5 separate regions of the Homo sapiens genome follow, and all the other regions are linked to region 2. Evidence: read pairs that join two places in POLR2A ChIA-PET (ENCODE). Cell type or tissue: MCF 10A. All regions are shown on one strand. Links, peaks and the distances in the headings refer to the core of each region. The heading gives the core; the rest is flanking DNA.

What was found. Peaks named below come from ENCODE experiments on the same cell type or tissue, not always from the same donor. Only the 100,000 strongest peaks of a DNase experiment are listed, where the experiment ranks them.
Region 1: POLR2A ChIA-PET joins it to region 2 with 20 read pairs; 3 of 35 experiments call an interaction of 5 or more read pairs at or near these places.
Region 3: POLR2A ChIA-PET joins it to region 2 with 21 read pairs; 9 of 35 experiments call an interaction of 5 or more read pairs at or near these places.
Region 4: POLR2A ChIA-PET joins it to region 2 with 16 read pairs; 5 of 35 experiments call an interaction of 5 or more read pairs at or near these places.
Region 5: POLR2A ChIA-PET joins it to region 2 with 17 read pairs; 4 of 35 experiments call an interaction of 5 or more read pairs at or near these places.

The regions. Positions count from the first base shown.
Region 1 is chr1:167,570,949-167,576,925 of GRCh38, reverse strand. No RefSeq gene overlaps it. Among named protein-coding and RNA genes, the nearest start is that of CREG1, 20 kb to the right of the region's middle. In MCF 10A, for the core only: no CTCF peak of the experiment used is centred there; a DNase peak (open chromatin) is centred at 3,695.
Region 2 is chr1:167,659,850-167,665,826 of GRCh38, reverse strand. All of the region lies in intron 1 of RCSD1 (RCSD domain containing 1), which reads right to left. Among named protein-coding and RNA genes, the nearest start is that of RCSD1, 33 kb to the right of the region's middle. RefSeq lists an enhancer at 2,688-2,787. In MCF 10A, for the core only: no CTCF peak of the experiment used is centred there; DNase peaks (open chromatin) are centred at 1,516, 2,216, 2,626 and 4,066.
Region 3 is chr1:167,597,985-167,603,961 of GRCh38, reverse strand. No RefSeq gene overlaps it. Among named protein-coding and RNA genes, the nearest start is that of RCSD1, 29 kb to the left of the region's middle. RefSeq lists an enhancer at 2,196-2,345. In MCF 10A, for the core only: a CTCF peak has its summit at 3,741 (motif pointing left); a DNase peak (open chromatin) is centred at 3,701.
Region 4 is chr1:167,562,321-167,568,297 of GRCh38, reverse strand. No RefSeq gene overlaps it. Among named protein-coding and RNA genes, the nearest start is that of CREG1, 12 kb to the right of the region's middle. RefSeq lists an enhancer at 3,010-4,209. In MCF 10A, for the core only: no CTCF peak of the experiment used is centred there; DNase peaks (open chromatin) are centred at 3,457, 4,187 and 5,387.
Region 5 is chr1:167,794,630-167,800,606 of GRCh38, reverse strand. No RefSeq gene overlaps it. Among named protein-coding and RNA genes, the nearest start is that of MPZL1, 76 kb to the right of the region's middle. In MCF 10A, for the core only: a CTCF peak has its summit at 3,410; DNase peaks (open chromatin) are centred at 3,366 and 4,396.

The DNA.
Region 1 (5,977 bases), core at 658-5,657, 89 kb after region 2:
CCAAGTTCTTGTATTTGTAAAGTCATTTAGCTCCTTTGTGGAGAATGGACTCTTGGCAAGGGTGGAAAGACTAGGGACAAGGAGGCACTCAGGAGGCTACTACAACCATCCAAGTGAGAAAAGGGTGCCAAGAAGGGGATAGGGAGAAGGCATGGGAGGAAGAATCAACACGGTTAAGGGTTAGATGAAGGAGGAGTCAAAGATGTCTCAGGTTTTCAGGTGACAAACCAGCAGTGTACCCTTTTATTCAGTTAAAAAATACAAGAATAAGATTGGGTGGGAAGTTCATTTTTAGACTTAAGGTTGAGAGTCCTGTGACACATTCAAGTGGAGCTGCTAATTAGGAAGCTGGAAATACAGAGTCAAGAGCTGTTATCCTTCTGATGGCTAATGAAGCCACAGGAGAGGATGAGAGTGCTTAGGGAAAGAGTGTAGAATAAGAAGGAAAGACGGCTTACAACAGAGCCTCAAGGAGCTGCAAATTTTATGGCTAAGTAGAAAATGAGGAGGAGGCAGAGGAGATTAAGATGTGCCAAAAAATAGCAGAAGAACAGGAGAAGAAAATCAGGGGGTCAAAGGAAGAGAATGTTTTGAGAAGAATGAAGTTGGCAGTTATGTTGAATGCTTCTGAGAAGTGAAGTGTCCACTGGCGTTAGTAACATGGGAGTAATTGTCACCTTTGTATGGAAGGATGGGGAGGAAAGCCAGAGTCATTAAGTCAAAGAGTGGGAACTGTTATTTCTTCACCCTCTTGACTTCCAGGTCACTGCAGGGTTGTCTTAGATTCTGTCCTCTGACTTCTCACTGCTCATTCCTCATTCTTCATTTTTCCTCTGTGATGCACAATTTTTTGCTCCTTAGTTCAGCTAAAATCCAGGTCCTTATCTCATGACCGAGAAAAATTAGGCATGCAGACACATTGAAAAGTGAGGAGGGTGGAAAGGAAAACTCTCAACAAGAGGGGTCCTGCACTCAGGTTTTCCACCTCAAAAATTGAATACCAGGCCACCACGCACGAGTTGAAGAGACCCGGCTCCCGCCTGCATAAGGCACGAATTCCTGGTGGCTCCACCCCATTCTTTCAGTGCGCATACAGGCTCTTAGTCTGAGCCACTCCACGTTGATTTAGTTTCCTTACTGCGCGTGTGTTAAGGGATGAAATTTTCCACTGTGGGCATGTTTTTTTTTTTTTTTTATTCTATTTTATTTTTTTGAGACAGAGTCTTACTCTGCCACCCGGGCTGGAGTGCAATGGCACGATCTCGGCTCACTGCAACCTCCACCTCCAGATTCAAGCAATTCTCCTGCCTCAGCCTCCTGAATAGCTGGGATTACAGGTGCACACCACCACGACTGGCTAAGTTTTTGTATTTTAGTAGAGACAGGGTTTCACCATGTTGCCCAGGCTGGTCTCAAACTCCTGAACTCAGGCAATCCACCTGCCTCGGCCTCCCAAAGTGCTAGAATTACAGGTGTGAGCCACTGCACCTGGCCCACTGTGGGCATGTTAGGCAAGCCCCCTGTGCACAATGACCTGGATGGCATTTGGCTGTCTCCTGCCTCTATCATTCCCCACCTAAAGAAGTACATCTAACTGCTATTAGAATAAGGATAAATATAAGGATGAAGACTAATCTTAACTGCTTCCTGCTGACAGGATATGCTGTTTTGGGAAAATGGTAGTCAGATCTCCCTTGGAGACCTATCTAAGGGTCCTGGTAAAAGGGGCCATCATCCGAGTCTCCAGTTGCATGACCACTTGGAGTTTAATGGCCTGAAGGTGAGAAGAGATAAACCAGGTTATTAGAAGACATGTATCAAAACAAAACAAGAGGGCAAGGATGGCTCAAAAATCCTGAGGCTGCTGACATGCCCAGATAACTGGTGGCTACAGTTATGCTTGCTAAGATTTGGATGCACAGGGCTTGGCTTTGGTTAGCTCCCTTGCTCTTATTTTCTCAAAAAAGGAAACCTTCGGGTGATGGGCACCCTATTTACTCTTATCAACTGGAAGGATTTGTAGGATAGTTGCCCAGAACTAGAATATTGATCCAAGCACTTATCCTTCTTTAAGCCAATTAATTAGAGCTTTCTTATAGACATCACACACAACACATATATAACTAAACAGAGAAAGAAGATCTGATAGCTATAAGATTTTTTATTTGCCAATCTCCTAATTGGATTATTGCCCTCCAGGTGGGGCCCTTTAAGAGCAAGGCTAGGAAAGCATGCTGTTTCCAGGGCCCGACAAACAGGTATAGCTGGAAGACAAAAACAAATTTTGAGAGGGACCTATCTGTTTTTAATTCCTGGGGTTCCATGAGGAAAACAGAGGTTTCTCCCCAAATGGAATCTGTGGCACCTTTTCTGTTTTTCCCAAGGAGTCCTAGGCCATCAGAAATTATCTTAGGGTCTCTCATGCATGCATTAAGAGTGGCAACGCAAAATGGAGAAAAGTAATTCAGTTGACTTTTTCTAGCAAAACAAGATCCAAGAAGAGAAAAACATAAAGTCCTTTTAAATACACCTATAACTTGGATATCCACTTTTAATTAAGCTGAGTGCTCTTTAAGAAAGTCCTGGCTGGGCATGGTGGCTCAAACCTGTAATCCCAGCACTTTGGGAGGTGAAGGCAGGTGGATCACTTGAGGTCAGGAACTCAAGACCAGCCTGGCCAACATGGTGAAAGCCTGTCTCTACTAAAAATATAAAAATTAGGCTGGGCATGGTGGCTCACACCTGTAATCCCAGCACTTTGGGAGGCCAAGATGGCTGGATCACCTGAGGTCAGGAGTTCAAGGCCAGTTTGACTAATATGGTGAAACCTTGTCTCTACTAAAAATACAAAAATTAGCTGGACGTGGTGGCATGCACCTGTAGTCCCAGCTACTCGGGAGGCTGAGGCAGGAGAATTGCTCGAACCTGGGAGGTGGAGGTTGCAGTGAGCTGAGATCGCACCACTGTACTCCAGCCTGGGCCACAGAGTGAGACTCCATCTCAAAAAATAAATAAAATAAATAAATATATATACAAAAATTAGTCAGGTGTGATGGTGCGTGCCTGTAGTCCCAGCTACTCAGGAGGCTGAGACAGGAGACTTGCTTGAACCTGGGAGGCGGAGGTTGCAGTGAGCTGAGATTGGGCCACTGCACTCCAGCCTGGGTGACCAGGGCTGACATTCCTGACCCCTGAGAGTGTCAGGGTTGGGGGATAGGGTGCAGTTTCCTCTCCCTTAAGTCTGAGGACAAGAAGGCTCAGAAACAAAAGGGAAAGAGATTTTTGAGTCTGCATTTTACTCACCCTTTTTCAGGTCCCCATACAGGCACCAAAATAATGCAGGATATTTTGCTCCTTAGTTCAGCTAAAATCCAGCTAAAATCTTGTCTCACAACCAAGAAAAATTAGGCCTGTGGACTCATTGAAAAGTGAGGAGGTTGTAATTTATTAAGTGAAAAGAAAAACTGTCAACAAAAAGAGGGGTCCTGCACACAGGTTTTCCACCTCACAAAATTGAATACCAGGCCACCACACACGAGCTGAAGAGGCCCCCTCCTGCCCTCCATAAGGTGTGAATTCCTGGTGCCTCCACCCCATTCTTCCAGTGCACATGTGGGCCCTTACTCTGAGCCACTCCACATTGATTTATTTCCCTTACTGTGCATGTGTTAAGGAACGGAATTTCCTACTGTAGGCATGTTTAGGCAAGCTCCCTGTGCACAATGACCTGGACAGCATTTGGCTGTCTCCTGCCTCTATCACCTGGATGGCTTTCTCTATGTCTCTCCCTCTTCTTAACAGGTAACAGACCCTCCTCCCAGATTGTGCATAGAAGTTTGAGGCAAATTTGTCTCTGGTGCAAGGGCATGGTGGCCTAGGAAGCACATTCAATATTATTTTCCACTTTCTAGTACTAGGGCAAGGGCCACCATTCACACAAAGCCCTAGTAATCAATGGTGTGCTAGTAAGTGTTTAACAGCCAGCTCTCCAGGTAGAAAAAAAAGGGCCCTAATTTTCAGCATTTGCCAATATCTGTGGTGTAAATGCTGTCAACATGGCCAATTTCAAGCCACTGTAAGGTAACTGAACTTGGAGATAGGAAGCTACATGTGGAATCGGCTACTTAGAGCTGGTACATGCTGGCTCCAGCACACGGCTGCCTCTGCACCTACCTTCAAACTTCTGTCTGGAAACCACTTGTACTTTTTTCTTCAAATCTACTTCCTCCAGAATGTATCAACAGATTTGGCTTAAGAAGCATACTTGACACATAGGAGCTATTAAATTGTATTTGTTGAAAGACTGAAGGAATGTATGAAATCGTTTCATGCTCTACCAACTGTGTGTATATAGCATGAGCCGAATGGTACTCATTGAAGAAAATATAGTTTATTTGAAAGACACCCTGGACATAGAAAGTGCCCTGAACTTGAAGTCAGAAAACTTAGGTTTAAGACCTAGCTCTGTCACACATTATGAATCTCACTTAGGGTATGTCTGTTAATGGCTCTGGACTTTATTTGGATTGTCTGTAAAATGAGGCTACTAGGAATCTGCCAGAGGCTGCTGGCAAGATGGCCGAATGGAACAGCTCCGGTCTGCAGCTCCCAGCAAGACCAGCACAGAAGGCGGGTGATTTCTGCATTTCCAACTGAGGTACCCTGTTCATCTCACTGGGACTGGTTAGGCAGTGGGTGCAGCCCACGGAGGGTGAGCAGAAGCAGGGTGGGGTGTCACCTCACCCAAGAAGTGCAAGGAGTGGGAGAGCCTCTTCTTCCCAGCCAAGGGAAGCCATAAGGGACTGTGCTATCTGGCCCAGATACTATGCTTCTCCCACAGTTTTTGCAACCCACAGACCAGGAGATTCCCTCAGGTGCCTACACCACCAGGGCCCTGGGTTTCAAGGACAAAACTGGGTGGCTGTTTGGGCAGACACTGAGCTAGCTGCAGGAGTTTTTCTTTTCATACCCCAGTGGCGCCTGGAACCCCAGTGAGACAGAACCATTCACTCCCCTGGAAAAGGGGCTGAAACCGGGGATCCAAGTGGTCTCGCTCAGCAGTTCCCACTCCCACGCAGTCCAGCAAGCTAAGAACTACTGGCTTGAAATTCTCGCTGTCAGCACAGCAGTCTGAAGCCAATCTGGGATGATTGAGCTTGGTGGGGGGAAGGCATCAGCCATTACTGAGGCTTGAGTAGGCGGTTTTCCCCTGACCGTGCTAAAAAAGCCTGGAGGTTTGGAACGGGCAGAACTCAACACAGAGCGGCAAATTGGCTGTGGCCAGACTGCCTCCCTAGATTCCTCTTGCCTGGGCAGGGCATCTCTGAAAAAAAGGCAGCAGCCCTAGTCAGGGGCTTATAGATAAAACTCCCATCTCACTGGGACAGAGCATCTGGAGGAAGGGGCGGCTGTGGGCGTAGCTTCAGCAGATTTAAATGTTTCTGCCTGCCAGCTCTGAAAAGAGCAGCGGATCCTGACAAAGAGGGTTCTACCAGCGCAGTAGAGCTTGAGCTCTGCTAAGAGGCAGGCTGCCACCTCAAGAGGGTCCCTGATCCCCGTGACTCCTGACTGGGAGAGACATCCCAACAGGGGTTGACAGACACCTTATACAGGAGAGCTCCAGCAGGCATCAGGCCAGTGGCCCTCTGGGACAAAGATTCCAGAGGAAGTAGCAGGCAGCAATCAGAGGGTGCAGAGAAATAGGAACACTTTTACACTGTTGGTGGGAGTGTAAATTAGTTCAACCATTGTGGAAGACAGCATGGTGATTCCTCAAGGATATAGAACCAGAAATACCATTTGACCCAGCAATCCCATGACTGGGGTATATACCCAAAGGACTATAAATCATTCTGTTGTAAAGACACGTGCAAACGTATGTTTATTGCAGCACTTTTTACGATAGCAAAGACTTGGAACCAACCCAAATGCCCATCAATGATAGACTGTATAAAGAAAATGTGGCACATATACACCA
Region 2 (5,977 bases), core at 466-5,465:
AAAAAAAAAGGTGCTCATCAAATTTATTAATAATGAGACAATAGTAAAAATGGGCAAAGGATTTAAACAGACACTTCACCAAAAAATACATATGAATCACTAATAAGCACATTAGTCATTAGGTAAACACAAATTAAGACTGTAAAGAGATACCACTACACACCCACAAGAATGGCTAAATTAAAATGAACTGACAATACCAAATGACGGTGAAGCTGCAGAACAACTGGATCACTCCTATATTGTTGGTGGGAATGTGAAACAGTATAGTCACTTTGAAAAATATTTTGGTAGCTGCTCGTGAAGTTAAGCATACACCTACACTACACCTACCAACAATCTTACTTGTATTTGCCCAAGAGAAATGAAAGCTTATGTTCACATAAATACTTGTATACAAATCTTCAAAGAAATTTTATTATTAATATCTGAGACCTAGAAATAACTCAAATGTCCATCAATGGGTAAGTAGACAGACAAATTGTGTTATACGTACATTATGGAATACTATTCAGCAATAAAAAGGAACAAACTACTGATACACACAGCAACATGCATGAATCTGAAAAGCATTGTGTTAAGTGAAAGAGGTCAGACAGAAATGACTTCCCGTATGGTTCTATTTACATAACATTCTTTAAAAGGCAAAACTATAATAACAGAAAGAAGATCACTGATTGCGTGGGACCAGTGGTGGGGGCAGGGAATTGACTGTAAAGAGTGTGAAGGGTCTTTTGGGGTGATAGAAATGCTCTATATCTTCTTCTTCTTTTTTTTTTTTTTTTTGGTGACACAGAGTCTCACTTCATCACCCACGCTGGAGTGCAGTGGCACGATCTCGGCTCACTGCAACCTTCACCTCCTGAGTTCAAGAGATTCTCGTGCCTCAGTCTTCTGAGTAGCTCGGATTACAGGCATGCGCCACCACGCCTGGCTAATTTGTATTTTTAGTAGAGACAAGGTTTCTCCAGGTTGGTCCGGCTGGTCTTGAACTCTTGACCTCAGTTGATCCACCCGCCTTGGCCTCCCAAAGTGCTGGGATTCTAGGCGCGAGCCACTGCACTGGGCCAATTTTTGTATTTGTAGTAGAGACAGGGTTTTGCCATGTTGGCCAGGCTGGTCTCAAACTCCTGACCTCAAGTGATCTGCCAGCCTCAGCCTCCCAAAGCACAAGGATTACAGGCGTGAGCCATAACAGCCAGCCAGAAATGCTCTATACCTTGATCATGGTCTACATCTCGTGGTGGTGGCTATATGACTGTATACATTTGTCAACACTCATCAATGTATACACTTAAAAGGGGTGAATTTTATTGTAGATATATTTTACCTCAAAAAGGTGATTAAAACATTTTAAAGTGCTCATGATAGTTCAAATACAAAAGTTGAGGTGCACTCAGGCTGCAGGAGGTCTTTCATTTGCCCTAGGGCTAGGAACCTGGCTTGGTCTCAGGATGCCAGCTCTGTGTGCCTCAGGGCGTGAGCAGGAATGCGCTGTGGCTGCAGGAGGCTGGCAGCCTCTGGTAGCTGCTGGGAGTAGGCCACATCCAGCCACTCCTGTCCAGCCCAGGGCAGCTGCCAGGACTCATGCAGCAAGATAGTGGAGACAGCACAGAATTTGGAGCTTGGCAAGACCAGGTTTGGATCCCACTCTGTAATTGACGGGTTGTGGGATCCTAGGCAATTGACTTAACTGTTCAGACTCTCATCTGTAAAATGAGGATAATAACACCCCCTACAAGGTCATGGGGATACTAGGAGATGGTGTTTGATTAGACAGTTTGGGTTCACATCCAGACCTTGCCTTTTACTAGATGTGTGATCTTAGGCAAGACACTTGACCTTATTGAGCCTTAGTTTCCCCACTTGTAAAATAAACATTTATAATAGCACTTATTTTTTAGAATTGTGATAAAGCCCAAATGAGATATTGCATATAAAGCCCCAGCACAGTGCCTGGCACATAATAAGCTCTCCCCTCATTTTAGCTATTGTTGTTGTCACCTAAGATACCAACTGGCACACAGTAGGTGTTAGTCAAAATGTGGGCTCCCTTGCACTCTTCGTAGAGATACCAGGCTGTTGCCAGTTTGGCCCTGAAGAATTCTAAGGGGGTGGCAGGGATCTGCTGTTGCCAAGTCATTTTCATTCCCATCTTGCAGAATAGGTTGGCAGAGCAGATGGGCTGGCATTGCATCTTCATGTCGGAGGAATTTACAAATGGGAGTCTTTGGAACCACAAGAGCAAGCTGGAGTGTGATTCTGGCCTCCAGCCATGAGGACACTCTCTCAGAGAAGGGCCATTTGTGTGCTGGGGTCATTTGGATGTCTCCAGGCTGTGGGGTAGGGTAATGGGTCAGGATCAGCCTTCAGAGGGAAGACTGCTTGTGGCTTCTGCAGGTTGGGGAGGGTCTTGCCGTTACCCAGGCGTATGGTATGAAGGGGCCATAAAGGGCAAGTCCAGTGCAGCTGGCTAGTGCAGCTGGCCTCAGGGGTGTGGCCACAGTTTGAGGGCTGTGCCTGCCCCTGCAGGTCTAGGCCTGATGGGGATAATTTCTCAAGTGAGGGCAGGGGCTCTCAAAGGCTTCTGTGGGTGAATGGCCTGAGTAGTTCTCCAGGGAACACAATGGTCTAGGGAGTGGGACTACGGGGTTAAGTCTCTGAGCAGACAAGCCCTGTCCTGCAAAGTTAGAAGGGAAGATCCAGATGAGTCATTTCAAGAGCTGAGCAGCTGGGAGGCAGGCGAGGCCACTGACCCAGCAGTCAGAGGAGCGGCGTGAACTCACTGGCCCTGATGACCTTCTGCTTCATCTGTGAGATGAGGGGCTTGCAAAGGACGCTTCCTAAGACCCACGCTGCTGGCTTGCTCTTCATTTTTAACATAACGTAAGAAGAAAATTGGGAAAACTTGGGTTATCTTTCTTATGTAGATGAAAATAGAGGTGGATAATGGATAACCTAAATAAGTTCAGGCAGAATCGCAAGAAACTCGGCCAGGGAACTCAGGGATGCCAAGCAAACCCAGCGCTTGCTACAGCCCCAACATCTTCACACTCAGCTCTTCCAAGTAAAGAATCCCATCCCTCCTCCTCCTCTTCCTTCCTAAGAAGATTTTAGGAGTGGAACTCCCTGCCTTTCTTAAATCAGGAATAAAATGCCCAATATGATACGGTCCTTTTATTCCAAATTAGCAAGCTGAGGCCAGCCGTTCTTTCGAAAAGGAGAGTTTCTGGAAAGCAGATGGCATGGCTCAAATAGCCTAGGAGGTGTCCACAAGCAATTATAGAGGAAAGTGGATGAAAAACTGGTAATGAAGAACAGTGACCAAGATGATCAAGGGACACAAGGCCAGAAGAAGTATAATTGTGAACGGGGAGAAGAAAAAAAGAAATGAGGAGGCAGAAAGAGAAAGAGAGAAAGAGAGAGACAGCAAGATCAAGACAGCCTGCATATACCACATACACACACGAGTGTGCTGCCTGCACACCCCAATCCCCCAGCACCCCAGGGGATTGCTGCTACCCAGCTAGGGAAAAAATAACCTTCACTTTGGTTTCATCAGAAAAGTCATAAAAGATGGAATGAAGATTTTGTTTTCTTTCCTGTTACTTTTTTGCCATCTGCTACAGCAAGGGCACAGGCCCAGCCCCTTGGCCAGCTTGAAAGCCTCATGGTTCTGAAGCAGGAAGGGTCAAGGCAGGAAGCAGGGGCTCTAAGAATAGAATGGGTCATCTAGGGAAGCTTTTGGAATAGATACAGACAGGGCTTTTCACTAATCCCCTAGGGTGAGTGACTGGGGCACTCCTCACTCCCTCAGGGGGCTCCCAGACTCTAAGCAGAGGTTAACATACAAGGTTGCTGCACAGATCAATCTGTGCATTATATTCCTCATGGGAAACCCAAGAAGGGTCCTCCTTATAGTGAGCACAGAAATATAATGGCCCCTCAGCCCAAGAAGCAATGAATGCAAGATCTAAGATACAAATAAGCCAATCTTCTCTTGCTACACTCCCATCAGCATCTGTACTATCCTCCACCAAAGGCATGAGGAATCTCTTTTTGGATACTGGCCAATCTGCTCCTTGTGTAGTTATTTGGGCAGATGACTCACAAGATTTTATATATATTAATCGACAGCGGAACTGTGGACAGCCCAGGCAGTACTTTATCCCACCACCTCAGCACATCCACATCCACTTCCTAGTGGCCTCCAGGAGCCCAGGATGGTGGCTGCTGTGGCTTTTGCAGGAGAGGTGGCTCCACTCTTAGTGGCTTCCAGCCACTACACCCAGAGAGGATCCAGGATTGCAAAAGGACCTTCTAGATCCCTACAGAAAGCAGAGAGCAGAAATGGTGTTCATTTCCACCCCAGGGTCAGCACAGTGCTGGCAGTGAGGCCAGACTGGCCCATGCTTGTCTGTCTGCGATCAGCCTAACGTCCAAGCACAGGCTGGCATGGAAGATCCAGAACTAGGCCCTCAACCAGGGACTCCACCAGGGGAGGATGTGGAGTTAGAAGTGCAGGGTCTAGTCCCAGACCTGCACTTCACGGCAGGGACCCTGGACAAGCTACCTATCTTTTCTCGACTTCATTTTCTTCCTCTGTAAAATGGGGATGATATCTACTACATAGGATTATAATGAAGATAAGTCACAATGTGTATGGTAAGTGCCTTATAAACCAATGTTTATTTAAAAATAAGGAAATCCCAATATGTATTATTCCTATTTTCAACTGATTTTACTTAATGTGGTTAGGGGCAGGCCCATGTTGGGGATAGAACATGCTTGATAGTCAAGATCAAGCAGGGACTTCTTTAGGCCCCTAGTTGAAAGCAATGAGATTTAAGAAGATTCAGTGTCCCTACAGAATTCTTAGCTAAACCTCATTTTGGTGGAGGCCAAAGGAAGTTCCTGAAAAATAAAAAACAATCAACCAACAATTTGGTGGTGGGGAGGAGTTTATAGAGAAATTAAGTTCCTCTGTATTGAAGTTGACAGACCAGTTAGGGAAATATGAAACCAGGGTATATCAAATGCAAGAGTGAATTAAAGCTGGGCACGGCGGCTCACACCTGAAATCCCAGCACTTTGGGAGGCCAAGTCAGAAGGATTGCTTGAAGCCAGGACTTCAAGAACACCCTGGACAACAAAATGAGACTCCATTGCTACACAAAAATAGAGAAATTAGCCCAGCATGCTGGCATGCACCTATAGTCCTACATATTCAAGAGGTATTCAAGAGGCTGAGGTGGGAAGATCACTTGAGCCCAAGACTTCAAGGCTTCAGAGAGCTATGACTGCACTCCAGCCTGCAACAGAGTAAGACCCTGTTTCTAAAAAAAAAAAAACAAAACAGTGAATTAAGGAGCCAATGGTATAGAGGTTGTAACTCTAGGGGGCATGATTCACAGCCCAAGGAGCAGCACAGGTTGTTAAGTGTGGCTGTGGCTATGGGCCCAGGAAGGAGAAGTGATGGGGTAAGGATGGGGATCAGATGTGATCAAAACGTGATTATAGACAGTGTTCTGGAGATGGAGTGTCTGACTGACATCTCCACTCTGTTCCTTATGTGACCCTGGGCAAGTAACAACCTCTGTAAGCATCAGGGGCCTCATCTAAAAGTGAGGATAGGAACGCTTAACATCATAGGCGTCAAACAAGAGAGCACATGTAAAATGCTTAACACAGAGCTTGGCACACAGACAAGTGTTCAACAAATGCAAGCTATTAAGCATGGAGCCAAGGTATTTGGAATCTATCCTGAAGGGGTAAATATGACGAGGAGTTTAAGAGAAAACACTTGTCCTGAATTCTTACGTGCAAACCAAGATTGCAAAAAAGAGGCACGTGGGCAGCCCTCACAGTGATGCAGACATCCTTTTGGAGAGAGCGTTCAATGTCCAGGGAAGGGTGAGTGACCTGGCTAAGATGGCAGGAAAAGACCCTGTAACCCTGGGAGGCCCTGGAGCAGAGG
Region 3 (5,977 bases), core at 682-5,681, 62 kb after region 2:
TAAGAAGTCTGGGCCAGGCGTGGTGGCTCATACCTGTAATCCCAGCACTTTGGGAGGCCAAGGCAGGCGGATCACCTGAGGTCAGGAGTTCAAGACCAGCCTGGCCAACATGGTGAAACCTTGTCTCTACTAAAACTACAAAAATTAGCCGGGCATGATGGCAGGTGCCTGTAATCCCAGCTACTTGGGAGGCTGAGATGGGAGAATTGCTTGAACCCGGGAGGCGGAGCTTGCAGTGAGCTGAGATTGTACCACTGCACTAAAGCCTGGGCGACAGAGCGAGACTTCATCTCAAAAAAAAAAAAAAAAAAAAAAAAGTCTGGATTATGTGGCTTAGAGCCACAACTCTGCTACTTAGATGTGATCTTGGCAAGTTGTGTAACTTCTCTGAATCTCAGATTTTTCCTCTGTACAATGAAGTGATGAAATTAGCCTACCTACCAAGCTCGGATATTGGAAGGCCCAAATAAACTCATGTCTTTGAATGCTGCATGTAAGCTGCAAGGTCCCATGAAAAGTGAAGTGCTACAGCATTGGGCCACCCAGAGGGGGGTTTTTGTTTTTGTTTGTGTGTTTGTTAAGCATTTGGTGCTGGTTCCTCAGCTTGGTTTAGGGTGAAAACCACATATCCAAGTCTTCTGTATGGTATTTCCACTCTCAAGGGAATACTTTAGCACATCCTATTCACTTCTACTGGTTAGCCTGCCTCTCTCCCCAGAGCCCTGCCACTCTTGTGGGCTCCCATCCTTCCCTTGGGTGCAAGTCACTGCCAACCCACCCCGACTGGCCACTTCTGATCCCTAATCACAAGTGGGTAATAAAGGCCCCGAAACTTACTCCTCCCGGAGTGGATTTGGGTGGAGGGCCCCGAAACAGGCCCTGCAGGAAGGAGCCCAGGAAACGGCCCCCGGCAATGCTAATCTGAGCGTTTTTCCCCAAGCATATGCAACAAACCTCAAAAGGCCACCTCGGCATGCTTTCACACCCCTAGTTGAGATTGTATGACAGTCAGCAGTGTGTGTTAGTTACAGCAGGACCAGTTGTTATCTATTAGCCTCTAAGCTCCTTAAGGAAAGAAGGAAATAAACCTTTTCTCAGCATCTATTATGCCTTAGGCTCATAAACAATGTGCCAGCATTTATTCCTCACCCAACCTCACTGCCAGGAGGAATTATGACCTCCTTCTTGGTAGATGAGGAGTAAGAGGTTGAAAGAGTACCTTGTTCAGTACCAGACAGTCATCAAGTGAAGGTGGCAAGATTTGAATCCAGGATCTGATGCCAAGTCTGGCTCCCTCCTATGACACCGTGATTAATCTGTACTGTAGTTGAGTGTGAAAAGGTGGAAACTATGTGTTCAGCCATTGTACCTTCCCTTGAGCACTAACACGATTTCATGCCAGCAGGGCCTCAAAAGGATTAAAGAGAATGGCATTTTTCACCATTTTATCTCTGACAGTGCACAGCACAGTTCCTGATACGTGAAACAGGTCATTATGATATTTATTGGACATACCGAAATTGTTGGACTGATATTTTTTAAAAAATCATAGCTGTATTTATTCATTCCAAGAGCTGAAGGTGAAAGTGCCTTGCAAAGCCTTCCTGGGAGTAAGGTTGTCAGGCAGATAAAACAAGCTAGTGAAATCAGGGAAAAGATTTCCTGGACACAACTGTTCATGCCAGGCTTCCTGGCGGAACCACAGCAGGAGTTAACCAAGGGTCTACTGTGGTTATTGCCTGAGCCACACTCACAGCCATGAATCTGTGGCAAAAGCAGATGGCACTTCCGGCAGACATCCCCCAGAGGAGAGAATTTTCCATGAGGCCTGTGTATGGCAGCCAGCCATCCTGGGTTTCCTGGCATGGTCCAATTTCCCATCTTTTGTCTCAAAGTCCTTAGAAGGACATATGTATGGGGTGGGTAAAGTCCTGCTCTTAGTTATTTAATTTATTTATTTTTACAGGCAGCCTCTCAAACCAGAGTAGGCTCAGAGAGACTCCTGAGTCCTGCTTTTGAATTTGGAAAATATGGTTATAGCAGGCACGTGGAAAGTGCCTTTTATTGCCTCCCACCTGCAGATCAAAGGCAGAGGGGCCGGCCTGCCCAGGTCAGCCTGTTTCACCCGGGAAAGGGAGGGCCATCTGCTCCAGTCAGGAAGCCCTGGGGAGCCTTCTAATAGAGGAAGCCCACCAGGGCCAGAGCAGGGCTGTGTCCTAAGAATTCAACAGTCCCCGAAAAGTCCAAGAAAGTGGTAACAGGAAAGAAGCAACAGCAGAAGCAGAAACTGCTCTTTTGATCTCATTGCGCAAAGGAAGGAGGTGACCCAAGGCCTCTTGTGACACACACAGAAGCACATAGAAGTATATTTGGGGAAGTGTGTGAGAGCTCTCCCCAAAGATGTCTTCAGATTAGAGGTCAACCCTGGGTGGCTGCCCTGGGGCAAGCTGGGATGCTCTTGTGGTTCAGCTCTTTCCACACTCAGACGGGGTCACTGCTGGGTAACAATATGCCTAGCAAGCACAGGTAAACCAAGCCAAAAGCCTATTTGTTTTCTAGGATCAGTCTGTTAACCCCTCAACTCCCAGCCCAGCCAGGCAGGTCCCTATGGGTTAAGCTTTGTGCTAGGCCTCAGGAGACCTTGGGTCTCATCCCGATCCCCTAAACAGCTCTGAAGCCTGGGGCACATCACTTTTTTCCTCTGACCTCAGCATTCTCACCGGTTCAGTTAAGGAATCAAGAAGGCTAACAGAAGTTTAGAGGGCTTACCGCACACTGGCTGATCACTTTGCCCTGAAGTGATTCAACACTAAAAAAGCTCGAAAGTGTTAGTTTTCTTCAGTTTGGTAAAATCTGTGTGATTCTACACATCCTATTCATTCATTCGCTTGCTTAAACTTGTCCTGAGCATCACTATACATCAGCACTGCTAAGTAACAAACACTATTAGTGTCTCCTTATTGAGTTCCAACTAAGTGTCAGGCGCTTTAGATAGATTACCCCCACTTAATCTTCCTCACAGATCTGTGAGGCAATACCTCCATTTTTATTTATTTACTTTTCTTTTTTGAGACAGGGCTTTACTCTGTCACCCAGACTAGAGTACAGTAATGCAGTCATAGCTCACTGCAGCCTTGACCTCCCAGGCTCAGTTGACCCTCCCGTCTCAGCCTCCCAAGTAGCTGGGAGTACAGGTATGTGCCACCATGCCCAGCTAATTTTTATATTTTTTTGTAGAGATGGTGTTTCACCATGTTACCCAGGTTGGTCTCAACTCCTGAGCTCAAGCAGTCTGCCCACCTTGGCCTCTCAAAGTGCTGGGATTACAGGCGTGAGCCACTGTGCTCAGCAATACCTCCATCATTAGAGCAAGAAAAGGTTAAGCAGCTTGCTCTAGGTCATTCATCTTTCATTCTCAGTCAGTCTCCAAAGCTGGTGTTTTAATACACTAGTTCTATCCCTGCAGAGCTAAATGAGATGAGGTCATCCTCATTTCAAGGAAGTTCCAGCTAGCAACCCTGTGGTCAGAAGGCCAGGTTGCAGCCCCGAGAGTCCTGGCATTGTTCATAGGGTACATTAGGACATGTCACACTTGGAAAACCTGGCGAGCCTAGAACACATAGCAAACCATTTTTCTCTGCATGTTCCTAGCCACGGTTCTGCAGACCTAGCTTCCCACATGAATATTCTTTCTGTACCATGAATATTACAAACTACAGAAATAGTGCCCTCATGTGTCAGGAGCACAACGCACCTTTGAACTCTGGAGAAAGGCACATTTTAAACAATCTTAAAACTATGAAACACTTTTGTTTTTGCTTCTTTTGTTTGTTTTCGCTTTTGCTTTCTATGTCTTTGAAGCATGCTGGGAAGAAATGATGAAAAATTGCTAAATCTGCAGAACTCCACCCAGAGGCAAATTACTAAGTACCAGGACCTGCAGGAGAAACTAAAGGGAAGTAATCTTGGAATAGTTGGTATTCTATGAATTGTGCATCTGTGGATTCAACCAACTGCGGATCAAAATTGTGTGAGAAAAAAATTCCACAAAGTTTCAAAAAGCAAAACTTGAATTTGCATGCACTGAGTACTACATTGAATCCAGGCAAATGAAGTGATGTGTAAGCATTGCATTAGGTAGTCCAGATGTGATTTAAAGTATTTGGGAGGATATGTGTACATTATATGCAAATACGATGCCATTTTTTTTTTTTTTTTTTTTTGAGACGGAGTTTCGCTCTGTCGCACAGGCTGGAGTGCAGTGGCGCGATCTCGACTCACTGCAAGCTCCGCCTCCCGGGTTCACGCCATTCTCCTGCCTCAGCCTCCCGTGTAGCTGGGACTACAGGCACACGCCACCATGCCCGGCTAATTTTTGTATTTTTAGTAGAGACGGGGTTTCACCGTGTTAGCCAGGATGGTCTCGATCTCCTGACCTCGTGATCCGCCCGTCTCGGCCTCCCAAAGTGCTGGGATTACAGGCGTGAGCCACCGTGCCCGGCCGATGCCATTTTATATAAGGGACTTGGGCATTGATACGGTTTGGCTGTGTCCCCACCCAAATCTCAACTTGAATTCTATCTCCCAGAATTCCTACATGTTGTGGGAGGGAACCAGGAGGAGGTAATTGAATCATGGGGGCTGGTCTTTCTCATGCTATTCTCGTGATAGTGAATAAGTTTCACAAGATCTGATGGGTTTATTAGGGGTTTCTGCTTTTGCTTCTTCTTCTTCTCTCTTGCTGCCGCCATGTAAAAGGCGACTTTTGCCCTCTGCCATGATTCTGAGGCCTCCCCAGCCATGTGGAACTGTAAATCCATTAAACCTCTTTTTCTTCCTAGTTTTGGGTATGTCTTCATCAGCAGCATGAAAATGGACTAATACAGTAAATTGGTACCAGTAGAGTGGGGCGTTGCTGAAAAGATACTCAGCAAATGTGGAAAATGTGGAAGCAACTTTGGAACTGGGTAACAGGCAGAGGTTGAAACAGTTTGGAGGGCTCAGAAGAAGCCAGGAAAATGTGGGAAGGCTTGAAACTTCCTGGAGACTTGTTGAATGGCTTTGCCCAAAATACTGATAGCAATATGAAAAATAAAATCCAGGCTGAGGTGGCCTCAGATGGAGATGAGGAACTTTTTGGGAACTGGAGCAAAGGTGACTCTTGTATGTCTTAGCAAACAGACTGGTGGCATTTTGCCTCTGCCCTAGAGATTTGTGGAACTTTGAACTTGAGAGAGATGATTTAGGGTATCTGGTGGAAGAAATTTCTAAGCAGCAAAGCATTTAAGAGGTGACTTGGGTGCTGTTAAAGGCATTCAGTTTTAAAAGGGAAACAGAGCATAAAAGTTCAGAAAATTTGGAGCCTGACTATGGAATAGAAAAGAAAAACCCATTTTCTGAGGAGAAATTTAAGCCAGCTGCAGAAATTTGCATAAGTAGCAAGAGCCTAACGTTAATCCCCACGACCATGGGGAAAATGTCTCCAAGGCATGTCAGAGGTCTTCACTGCAGCCCCTCCCATCACAGGTCCGGAGGCCCAGGAGAGAAAGTGGTTTTGTGGGCCAAGCCCAGGGTCCCCGTGCTGTGTGCAGCCTAGGGACTTGGTTCCCTGTGTCCCAGCTGCTCCAGCCATGGCTGAAAGGGACCAACATAGAGTTCAGGCTGTGGCTTCAGAGGGTGAAAGCCCTAAGCCTTGGCAGCTTCCATGTGGTATTGAGTTTGCAGGTACACAGAAGTCAAGAATTGAGGTTTGGGAACCTTCGCCTAGATTTCAGAAGATGTACGGAAATGCCTGGATGCCCAGGAAAAAGTTTGCTGCAGGGGCAGGGCCCTCATGGAGAGCCTCTGCTAGAGCAGCGCAGAAGGGAAATGTGGGGCTGGAGCCCCCAAATAGAGTCCCTACTGGGGCACTGCTTAGTGGAGCTGTGAGAAGAGGGCCACTGTCCTCCAGACCCCAGAATGGTAGATCACTGACAGC
Region 4 (5,977 bases), core at 674-5,673, 98 kb after region 2:
CAGCAAGATAAAAAATCTTGCAGAAAACTATTGTGAACAGCATATACCCCTGGGAATCCTCAGTTATTCTGTGGGGAAATGCTGAGTTTCCAAGCCCAGCATATGAAATATTTCCATTTAAATGTTAAAGGAAAAAGTGACACAACTAAACTAAAGGAAACGGGGCTCTCTAGGCTGCTAAGTTTTAAATAACTAGTATAGCCCTCCGATATTTGTGGGTTACTTTGTAGTTGGTTAGCATTTAAAAAATCATAGTTGAAACTGATTTCTTTGAGAAATGCTAGCCTCTTATTAAGCAAGTTCAGTATATAAAGTATTGAAATGAGTTCCCTGCAGAGACGTTGCTATTATAATACAGCAAGTCAGGCATCCATTTCCCTGTGCGGCTGAGACAGGAGCTGCTCCAGCCTTTCTTCCCGAGCATCCCTCTGTTCTCCTGATGAAGTCACTCCGTAACCCACAGCCCTCCAGGGCAGCTAAGCCAGCAATAAGAAAGGAGGTTAATTTACCTCTACCTGCCTCCTCCCAAAGAGAAAATCACATTTTTGAAATCCACATGAAACTTAGGGTCATAATAAGCTTATGTGTGAAGAATGTAGGTGGTTTGCGTTGTTTGTAGAACAAAACTAGGCTCTGCGAAGAGGTTGCAGTGAAATAAACATTTTATGGAGCCCTTCCTGCAGTGTTTTTTTTTTTGTTTGCTTTTTGGAGGTGGGGCCTACTAAAAATTTCTGTAACATGTCTGCTTTTAAAAACATTTGCCCATCTTTACCCATGAAGTATTGAGAGCGCTTATTGAGGGTTAAAGTGCTTATTAGTGGGAGTTGACCTCATGGCTGCATGGCCAGAGAAGCCCTGCAGTGGGAAGGGGCTGCCCTTGTCTTCCTGTCAGATCTTGAAGGCCTGGCCAGAGCATGTTACCCTCTTTAGGCATTTTTCTTTTTACTTTCAATAAGGGGTCAGGCTTTTAAAAACATTCTATGTCATCCTTAAGGAAAAAATAAAAACAAATTATTGTGAATGGCCAAGAAAGTCTATCAGGAAGGAAATAAAGTGGAGAGAAAAACAACCACAGGCTCTTTCACCAACTCTTGGAGAAGCAGGAAACATGGCAACATCAGGGCGAATTTTTACTCATCCTTGACCTCTGTCTGGAGAGGGGCAGTGACTCTACCTCCCACCCAGGACAGGATGCTGTGGTCGTGAGGAGGGCACCTCTGGGCACAGCACCTACCTGGGGCTATGCATTCCTTCTGACCCAGCCTCTCTGGCACCTGGGAGTGACTTGTGGAAAACAGGATGTCTGTTAGTCTACTCACTAAATGCTAGATCTTGAGCAAGGTCTGTAACCCCCAGGGGCTTCAGTTTCCTCAGCTGTAAGATGGGGCTGAGAAAAAGAGCTCGTAATCCCTTACCCAAGACCCTTGGGCCAAACGTGTCTCAGAATTCAGGATTTTCAGATCTGAGAAAGGTAAGAAGCTGCCCAGAAGTATCTATTTTATGTACTACACAGAAAAGAAAAGAATTTCACATTTCTTGAGGCAGCCTGGGAAACTTCCTAGAATAGAGAAAGTGGTGTCTGGAGCAGTACCTGCAATCGAATACACTGAGAGACACCGAAGGACCAAGAAGTTTCCACTGAGGCTGTGGCATGTCCTCGTCCTCCACAGCTGTTCTTCCACCCACTCTAACACGTGACCTTAGCCCCTAACTGCTCCTCCTCATCCCTCTTAATGAAATCCAAATTGCCTGAACAATGGTGGCTGATGTGCAAGAATTCCTCTCTCTTCTAAAATCCATCCCTCACCTACTATTCCTGAACTTCCTGAATTAAGGCTGACCCCCCTGCTAAGGCCCTATAACAGCAATAAAAACAACAACAACAAACAACAAACCCAAAAACCCTCCCTCCTCCCCCAAGGTATTTGAGAACACTCCTTTCAGGGACTGCTTCTGCCTGGCAGTCTGGATTAAAGTCTACGGTCATGGTGTTCCGGTTGCTTTTCCTCCACAACATTCATAGTTCTGCAGTGAAACATAGGAACACCTGCGGAGCACAGGATGGATAAAAAACATGAAGAGTCTCACCGAGGGAAGGTGTGCTGGCAAATGACTGTTTTCAGAGCTTTTTGAATTTTGGAAATGAGGATGTGAAATTGAGGACCTGTGGTATTATGTCGTAGAGTTGATGTGAAAATGAAGTGAGATAGTACATGAAAGTATTTGGAATAGTACTGGGCACACAGAGCTTGATAAATATTTGCCATGGTGATTATGCTGAGAGTTTTATGTAACCAAGGAGCTGTCACATTGGGGTTCAGACTCACAGGTGCACAGAGGGACCACAGCTTAGGACAACACCATGGGAGAGGGTATCCTCTCATCCCTGCACCCTGAAAAACTTTGCAATGGCAAGTTTCCAGCCATACCTGCATCTGGCTCTAGGCTGCCTGTTTCTGGAAGAGATCCTGTGCATCCTCAACAGCTCCACATACAGGCTCTGAATGCAGCCTCTCTGCAGAAGACTCCAGTTTCCCAGTTATCAAATGATTTATTTTTGTACAAGGCAATCGTAACTGACCCCATGGCTTGAAGAGCAGCCCAGAATTCTTGGGCTTCTTACTGGGGCACATAGATAGAAAGAATATATTCTTTTGATAGAAGTAAAAGAATGTAGAGTGATATCATCTTAAATTGTACTTCAAGTTATAGAAACTATGGAAGGAAACATAGCTAAAAACATTTAAAACAAGCTTGTGCAACCTGTGGCCTGTGGGCTGCATGCAGCCCAACACAAATTCGTAAACTTTCTTAAAACATTATGAGAATTTTTTGCGATTTTTTTTTTTAGCTCATCAGCTATCATTAGTATTAGTGTATTTTACAAGCGGCCCAAGACAATTTTTCTTCCAATGCAGCCTAGGGAAGCCAAAAAAGTGGACACCCCGATTTAAAACATGGCTCATAATTTAATCATCCACATATTAATTCATTTAACAATCAGTGCCTGTGCACCTGTGTGGCCCAGGCACTGTTCTATGCCCAGGGGATTCCGAGCTGAACAAAACAGACAAGTTTCTCCTCCCATGGAGTTTCCATCCTAGTGAAGACGGTGGACAAATAACTAAGTAATATAATGATTAATCGTGGTGGGTGCTAGGAAAAAAACAAAACTGGGTAATGGAGCTGGGAGTGTCTGGAAGTGGGTATTTTGGATGGGGTAAGTCAGGGAAGGTCTCTATGAAATTATCTTCAACAGTTGAGAAGGGGTTTGGAAAGAAGCTGGCTCATGAAGAGCTCAGAGAAGAAAGTTCTTAGCAGAAAGAGGAACAAGTGTAAAGCCCCTGAGGCAGAAGGGATTGGAGATGTTTGGGGAGCAGCCAGGAGAGGCATGTGGCTGGAGCTGGGGACTGAGAACAGGAGGTGTGGTTGGAGAGGTATGCAGAGGCCCGCTCTACCAGGTCAGACCCTGCAGGCCATGCCAAGCAGTGTAGCTAGTAAGTGTAAGGAGTAGCCACTGGAGGGTTTAAGCAAAGACATGATGCAATCTCGTTTATCATTGCTTGAGGAGCAGGAGAATTGTTTTCTATAGTGCCTTCTGGTCTTTTATTTTTCACACACCCTTCATGGAATTTGCTAGGCATAGCTTTTAAAGGGCTCTGAATTCATTCTTGTGACTGTATCTGGTATTCTAGTGGTCATCTAGGTCACTAACAGTGCCTTGGGTCACCACCTCCAAAATTAAGCCATCCCCACATGTAAAAACCTGTGACTATCAGTCTTAATGCATATGATGTTGTGTGACTTTTTCTACTGTACAAAAAACCCCTTCCATTAAATATAAATGCACATTAAATATTTAGCAAACACTTGTTTAAGGAATGATGCATGTGGAACAAGAAGTAAATGGCATAAGCTCCCAATATACAAGCCACATATTATCGTGACAATTCAACCTTACCTGTCATTATTAAGCTTTCATTTTCCTTCTTGCTTTTAGGAAAAACAGCCCCAGCATTCCCTATCTCCTGACGCCTCCCTGCATCACACATCCACATTTTAGGTAGAAGGAGACTTTCACACCCAGCTCAAGACTCTCGGAGGTTGTAGACAAGCAACAAGGAGAATGTAAGGGCCAGCCAGTCTGGATTCAGTCCAGCAGCTGCCCAGTTGAGACCTGGACCAAAGCCAACTTCTCACTCACCTCCAGCATAGTCACTATCTATCTAGCTGATGATTTCTCCTTCCTTTCAATGAAAGCTTTAAGTGGCTTCTGTTTGCCTGGGAGACAAAGTGAGTCACATTCACAGTAGCTCTTTATATTGATGACCCTTGTCTCCACTCATGATGGTGGGGCCTCTACTTCTCCTCCAAGTCGCTCCTATCACCAGAGGCGTCTCACTTATGAGCTCAACCTCCTTTGCCTGCTCGGGCCACCTCTGCCTGCACAGCTGCATCAGGGCCCTTCTTCTGTTGTCACAGCCTTCAGATGAGCCACTTTCATGGGGAACTGTTGCACCGGATACTGCAGCTCTGCACTGGCCTACAACCACCGGGCATCATCGAAACTGGACCTCCACTATTGCCAAACATTACTGCCAACATATGCACTTTCAGTTCATGTTGTTGAGGTTTTTTTTAGCCCCTCCTTCCCCTATCCATCATGTTCCACTTCTAGACTAAGGCATGAGACCAGGGGAGGTTATAAAGCTGGACTGGAGGATAAATATAAGTTGTAGGTGTTCTTCCATCTTCTTTGTTACCCCCTCCTCTCTGAATACTGGAGTAGTATAACAGCACCAATCCCATATGCTTGCCTTCCTCACCCCCTGGTATCATGTCCTGTGTTAATCTCCTCTCCTTGAATGACGGAATGTCATTCTGAGATTATGAAAAAATTGTAAGACTCCAGTGGAGCCCTGAGATGACTGCGGCTCCTGTCAACAGCTTGACTGCGACTGTCATGACAGACCTTAAGCCAGAACTACTTAGTCAACCCACACCTCAATTCCTGACCCAAAGAAATAATGGAATAATACATATTCATTATTTAAGTCACTAAGTTTAGGGATAATTTGTTAAGGAGCAACACAAACATAGACACATAAAAGTATAAAAATCAAGTGTAGAGCTCAATGATTGTTTCATAAGGTGAGCACACCTCTGTAAGCACTGCCCAGCTCCAGAAACGAACATTGCCAACAGCCTCGAAGCTCCCCTCATGCTCTCTTCCAGTCATTATCTCCCAAAAGGAACTGTTGTTTTCATATTTAGACCTTAGAATTATTTGTCTACTTTTGAATTTTATATAAGCAGAATCATACATGTGTTTTGTGGCTGGCTTCTCTTGCTCAAGATCATCTTTATGTGATTCATCCATGTTGCTTCATGTAGCAGCACTCATTGCTGAACTATTCCACTGTGGGAATAAACCACAGTTTATTTTCCATCCCACTGTCAATGGACATTTGGGGGCTATTACAAGTAATGCTGCTATGAACATTCTTGTACACATCTTTTGGTCAACATATGTCAGTATTTCAGGCTGGCTATGGTGGCTCAGGCCTGTAATCCCAGCACTTTGGGAGGCCAAGGTGGGTGGATCACTTGAGTCTAGGAGTTCAAGACCACCTGGGCAACATGGCGAAACCTTGTATCTACCAAAAAATACAGAAAATTAGCCAGGAAGGATGGTGTGCATCTGTAGTCCCAGCTACCTGGGAGGCTGAGGTGGAAGAATCACCTGAGCCAGGGAAGTCGAGGCTGCAGTGAGCTGAGATCGTGCCACTGCGCTCCAGCCTGGGCAACCAGAGTGAGACCCTGTCTCAAAAACAAACAAAACAAAACAAAAAATATATACAAGTATTTCAGCTGGGTATATACTGGGGAGTGGAATTTCTGGGCCATATGTTTAATAGACACTGCTGGCCGGGCACGGTGGCTCATACCTGTAATCCCAGCACTTTGGGAAGCTGAG
Region 5 (5,977 bases), core at 697-5,696, 130 kb before region 2:
ATACTGATTTCTTAGCCTGGAAGGTGGGCTTTTAAGGTCTGGCTCAACCCAAATCCCCATACTGCAACCACATTGGCCCCACTCTCCTACCCTGAACCCTTGTGACTCGTTGCTCCAGCTGGAATGTCTGTGCCAGAGTCTTTCACATGCTTCTGCCTCAAAGCGCCTGCTTCTGACTGCTATGGGTTGGGTTTATCAGTTGGTCCCTGTTTTTCCCCCAGGCTCTTCCAGGACTGCTGCTGTTTGGGGCTGTCTCCTCTTTGAGCTCATCAATGGCAGGGATTCTGTTGCTCTTATCTTTATTTCTAATTTATTTTTAGTTTTTGGAGACAGGGTCTCGTTTTGTCTGAAGTGCAGCGGCACAATGATTATAGCTTACTGCAGCCTTGACCTCCCAGGCTCAAGTGATCCTCCCATCTTACCCTCCCGCCCTTGCCCCCAGCCCCCACCACCCACTATCCCTGAGTAGCTGGGGCTAATTTTTAAATTCTTTCTAGAGATAGAGGCCTCATTATGTAGCCCAGGTTGGTCTCAAACTCCTGGGCTCAAGCAATCCTCCCACTTCGGCTTCTCAAAGTGCTGGGATTACAGGCGTGAGCCATCACGCCCAGCCAGCCCTCATCTTTATATCCCAGAACTTGGCATAAGGTCAAAGCTTAGAAGACCTTCAGCAAGCTCTATCTTGTTCTCAGATGCATTGTAGCACTTTGCAATGTGTGGGACATCATAGGCTATAAATTATATTGAGTGAGTAAAGAGTGTATGCTGTCTATCCACGAGAAAGTGTCAGCCACCAGACCACTGCTGTGGGGGGTACCCCCATCCCCACCATGAAAAAAAAAAGGCTATGGAGGATTCTGAGCTTGTGTGCATATAACCTGACACAACTATCTAAAACGTTGCCAACCCCTGTGTGGTCTGCACCAGTGTCATCCAATAGAACTTTCTGCAATGAAGGAAATGTTCTGTATCTGCACTGATCAATATGGTAGTCACAAGACACACATGTAGCCACTGAACACTTGCAGTATGGTAATGTGACTAGAGATATAAATTTTAAATGTTATTAATTTTAATTAAGTTTAGCTGGGTGCGGTGGCTCATGCCTGTAATCCCAGCACTTTTTTTTTTTTTTTTTTTTTTTGAGATGGGGTCTCTCTCAGTCACCCAGGCTTCAGTGCAGTGGCACAATCACGGCTCACTATAGCCTCCGCTTCCTGGGCTGAAGCAGCCCCCCCACCTGAGCATCCTGAGCAGTTGGGACTACAGGCATGTGCCACCACACCCGGCTATTTTTTTATGTATTTTTTTTTGTAGAGACAGGGTATCACTGTGGCAAGCCAGGTCTCACTAACGCAGGCCTCCATTACAACTGTCCCAGCTCTGACTGAGTAGCTAGGTTAAACATTAAAGCTGATTGAGCCAGTGCCCTTATACAAAGGGCGGAATGTAACAAAGAGCCCACCAAGAGTTGTGCCTAGGCTTTTCCTGGGCCTTGAAGCATGACAAGATAATGAAGGAATTCTTAACAGGACCCTTTTACGATTAAACAAGTTTTATTGGGGGTCTGAAGAAACTCCCCAGGCCTCCACAAACAAGTTTACTGGGATCTAAAGGAACTCCCCAAACCTTTATGATTTAACAGGAGACAAGATAAGGGTAATCACCCCAGCACCTACACCTATTTACATTAAGTAAATTTACTGAGGCTCCAGAAGAAGGTCTTCAGGACTCAGACCTTAGTCATAGATTAAAAGAAGTTAATCACTTATGTCTTTAGATTAATGCACACTTACACACAGACATATAGCTTGAAGGTATATACACTCTGAAAAACTTCGTAATTTTGAGTTGTTCTGGCAATAATTTCCAGGCCTTCTCCCTGTAACTGGTTACAGAAATAAAAACTCTCTTCCTCCCCAGTTCATCTGCATCTCATTATTGGGCTGCGAGACATAGCAGCCTGACCCTCAGTTTGGTTTGAGAACATCACCATGTTGCCAAGGCTAATCCCAGCACTTTAGGACATTGAGGCAGGAGGACTGATTGAGCCCAGAAGCTCAAGACCAGCCTGGGCAACAGAGCAAGATCCAGTCTCTACAAAAAATTAATTAAAAAAAAATTAGTCAGGTGTGGTGGCATGCATCTGTAGTCCCAGCTCTCAGGAGGCTGAGGCGGGAGGACTGCTCGAACCCAGGAGTTTGAGGCTGTAGTGAGCTGTGATTGCACCATTGCACTCAAGCCTGGGCAACAGAGTGAGGCCCCATCTCTTTCATTAAAAAAAAAAAGTAGGGTCGGGTGTGGTGGCTCATGCCTGTAATCCCAGTACTTTGGGAGGCCGAGGCAGGTGGATCACTTGAGGTCAGGAGTTCAAGACCAGCCTGGTCAACGTGGTGAAACCCCATCTCTACTAAAAATACAAAAAATTAGCCGGGCGTGGCGGCACACACCTGTAGTCCCAGCTACTCGGGAGGCTGAGAGGGGAGAATCACTTGAACCCAGGAGGTGGAGGTTGCAGTGAGCCGAGATCGTGCCATTGTACTCCAGCCTGGGTGACAGAGCGAGACTCCATCTCAAAAAAAAAAAAAAAGAATGTGGAACATTTTACAAAACCTTGTCCAAGATCTTGCCGGCCCAGCAGAATCCCCTGTCTAAAACAAACAAACAAACAAACAAAATTAAATGGCCACATGTAGCCAGTGGCTGCCATGTAGTACAGTGTAGGTCTGTGCCTATCTCCATTAACCTTAACATGCCAAAACAAAGCCACCGAAGGTTGAACTGAGATGTTTCTATAGCACAGAATGATATCAACTTGGATGAGAAGAGAGGTACTAATATATAAGAGAAAATATATCAGGCTGGAGAGGCAAACCCTTTTATCAATATGTAGTTATCCAATTCTTGTGATTCCAGGATATCAATTTAGTGCTTAGTAACAGATTAGATATTAGTCTAATGCACAGGTACTACATTGGCTAAGCTGCTCCTATTTCTCTATCCTCCTTCATATGACCTCTCTGCCTCTACCAGAAGAACCTGCATTTTGCCGTGACTTTAATGGCATGCCTACTGATGGGAGGAGGAGGTGTGATGGGTAGCCATAGAACTACAATCTAAAAGCTTGAAATTAATTTGAATCAACACAATTTACAATAGAAACCACAAATTTTTTACTTTCTCTTATGGTATTTTTTAGAGAGGATATGGAAGAAGGCCAGTTATTTCCAGCCAAGTACAAGCTCTCCTCCTAAGTTTATTTCATGTATCTCCCTCGGGTATTTTTCTCTCTTGCTCAACCTCAATTAGTCAGCATTAAATGATTACCACGACCTCCTCTCCAAGAGCCTGGTGTGTCAGAGGGACTCAGGCAGCACTCAGCAGTGTGATCTCCTTGCCAGTGAGGCAGTGTTGTTTCATCTTCCTGTAACCCCATGAGCTCAGTTCAGCTTCCTTGGCTGCAGGACACTGAGCAGTGTGGGACTTGCTGGCTGCTGGGAACTGTGTGTTCCACAGATGCTTGACATTCTTGGGACCCAGGTACTTGATCAAGCTTTTCAGAAAGTTTTCCCCTGCTGAGGCAACCTTCTTCAGGAATAGCTTACAAGTAAAAGACTAAGGCTTTTTCTCAGATAGGAACATCCAGACGCGTTATAGACAAACATCTGGGATTCTGCTGGGCCGGCAAGATCATGGACGAGATTTTGTAAAATGTTCCACATTCTTTTTTTTTTTTTTTTTTTTTTTTTTGAGACGGAGTCTCGCTTGTTGCCCAGGCTGGAGTACAATGGCACGATCTCAGCTCACTGCAACCTCCACCTCCTGGGTTCAAGTGATTCTCCCCTTCTCCCCGCTCAGCCTCCCGAGTAGCTGGGACTACAGGAGCATGCCACCGCCCCCGGCTAATTTTTTGTATTTTTAGTAGAGATGGGGTTTCACCATGTTGACCAGGCTGGTCTTTAACTCCTGACCTCAAGTGATCCGCCTGCCTCGGCCTCCCAAATTGTTGGGATTACAGGCATGAGCCACTGCACCCGGCCAAATGTTCCACATTCCTATGAATCTATTGTACCTTCTAAGAGATTCCCTACAAAATATATTTAAAAGTTCTTTCTTTTAAAAGAAACTTTGTAATTTAAAAAATAATTCTATTCAAAGGCAGAGAAAGAACCAACAATGTACTCTAGTATTGAAATTCAGTTTCCTTGGAGTCCTTATCACAGAATGAGAAACCTCAGGCCTTAAGATGGTTTTTAGCTGTTCTATCCCCCGCTCCCATAGCAGAGCAGTGACTCAGGTATAAATACCTGAAATCATTTAATGCCCTGAAGGGCAAAGTAACCAGAATTTTGTCAGCCCCACAGCACGGAGGGCAAGGCTTGAAAGCAAATCTGCACCACATCCTCTTCACAGAGGTAGGGAGATTTTAAAAGACAAACAAACAAACAAACCCAGCCCTTCCTTATATTCTGCAACACTAAAGGCCAGCTCCACAAAGGCCACAGTGAAGAAATGGATGGACAAACAAATCCAAAAGCCTGAGCCAAGAAGGGACAATAGCTTCACATCCTGTTTGCAGGAGGAAATGGAAGCTGGAAGCAGCAGTTCCCTACGGACCCCTTTGGGCTTTACGTCTATGTTTTCTTCTTTGCAAACACAGCCAGGTCTCCCGTGGATTCTAGAGCTCCCTCCTGCCTTCCACTCCCAGTTGTTTTTCTAACAACCCAAGACTCAGTCAAACTTGAGAGCAGCCAGTGTGCTCTGTGGCCAGCTCCTGATGGCTTTAGGAAGGATGTGAGGAGGGCAGGGGAGCTTGTGAGCCACTTTCATCGCTCTCAGATATTAGATCCCATTTCCAAGGCCAAGGACGTGACTGATTCTGTGTTGCTTCTCTGAGCCTGCAAATTATTTGGCTTTTCTTCCTTAATAGCTCATGAAGGCAAATGACAATTACAGCACTACTTGTAATAGCCAATAACAAAACAACTGGAAACAACCTATCCAGAAGATCAGAAATGGTTTAAAATGCAAAGGCTGGCTGCGGTGGCTTATGCCTGTAATCCCAGCACTTTGGGAGACCGAGGTGGGCGGATCACCTTAAGTTGGGAGTTTGAGACCAGCCTGACCAACATGGAGAAACCCTGTCTCTACTAAAAATACCAAATTAGCAGGGCATGGTGACGCATGCCTGTAATCCCAGCTTGGGAGGCTGAGGCAGGAGAATCGCTTGAACTTGGGAGGTGGAGGTTGTGGTGAGCTGAGATCACGCCATTGCACTCCAGCCTGGGCAACAAGAGTGAAACTCTGTTTAAAATAGAAAGAAAAAAAGAAATGGTTTAAAATATTCCGGCGCATCTACAAAAGACAAAGTCCTGCAGGTGCTATTATCTAATGACCTAGTTCTTCATGCTGAAACTTCTCTGCCATAATGCTAAGGGAAGAAAGCAAACTGCAGAGCACCATGATCCCATTTTGGGTTTAAAAATAGGCAAAAAAAAAAAAAAAAAAAAAACTTTACCAGAACTATGTTTGGATCCTGACTGGAAGAAACCACTTGTAAAATGCCATTTTTTAAGACAAGGGAAACTTGAATATTAACTGGGTAATAATATATAAAACCAAGGATTTTGTTTGTAAAAAATGTGTTTTAGGACAGGTTTTTGTTAAATGTGACAAGATATTGTGATTATGTAAGAAAATGTCCACATTTTTAAAAGATGCACAGTGAAGAATGTAGGGGTGCACTTACATGATTTTGGGATTTGTTTTAAAATAATTCAGAAAAGAGGAAAAAAGAAAAAAGGGGCTGGATAAAATAAGTATTGAAGATAATAAGTGTATGCAGGTTGATTTTACTATTCTCTCTTCTTTTGTATATGTTTACATTTTTCTTTTTTTGCCATCTCACCAATTTAATAAAAAGCAGAAAATTCAATCAATCATCAGTCAATCTTTTCATTTCCAAAAGGATCAAATA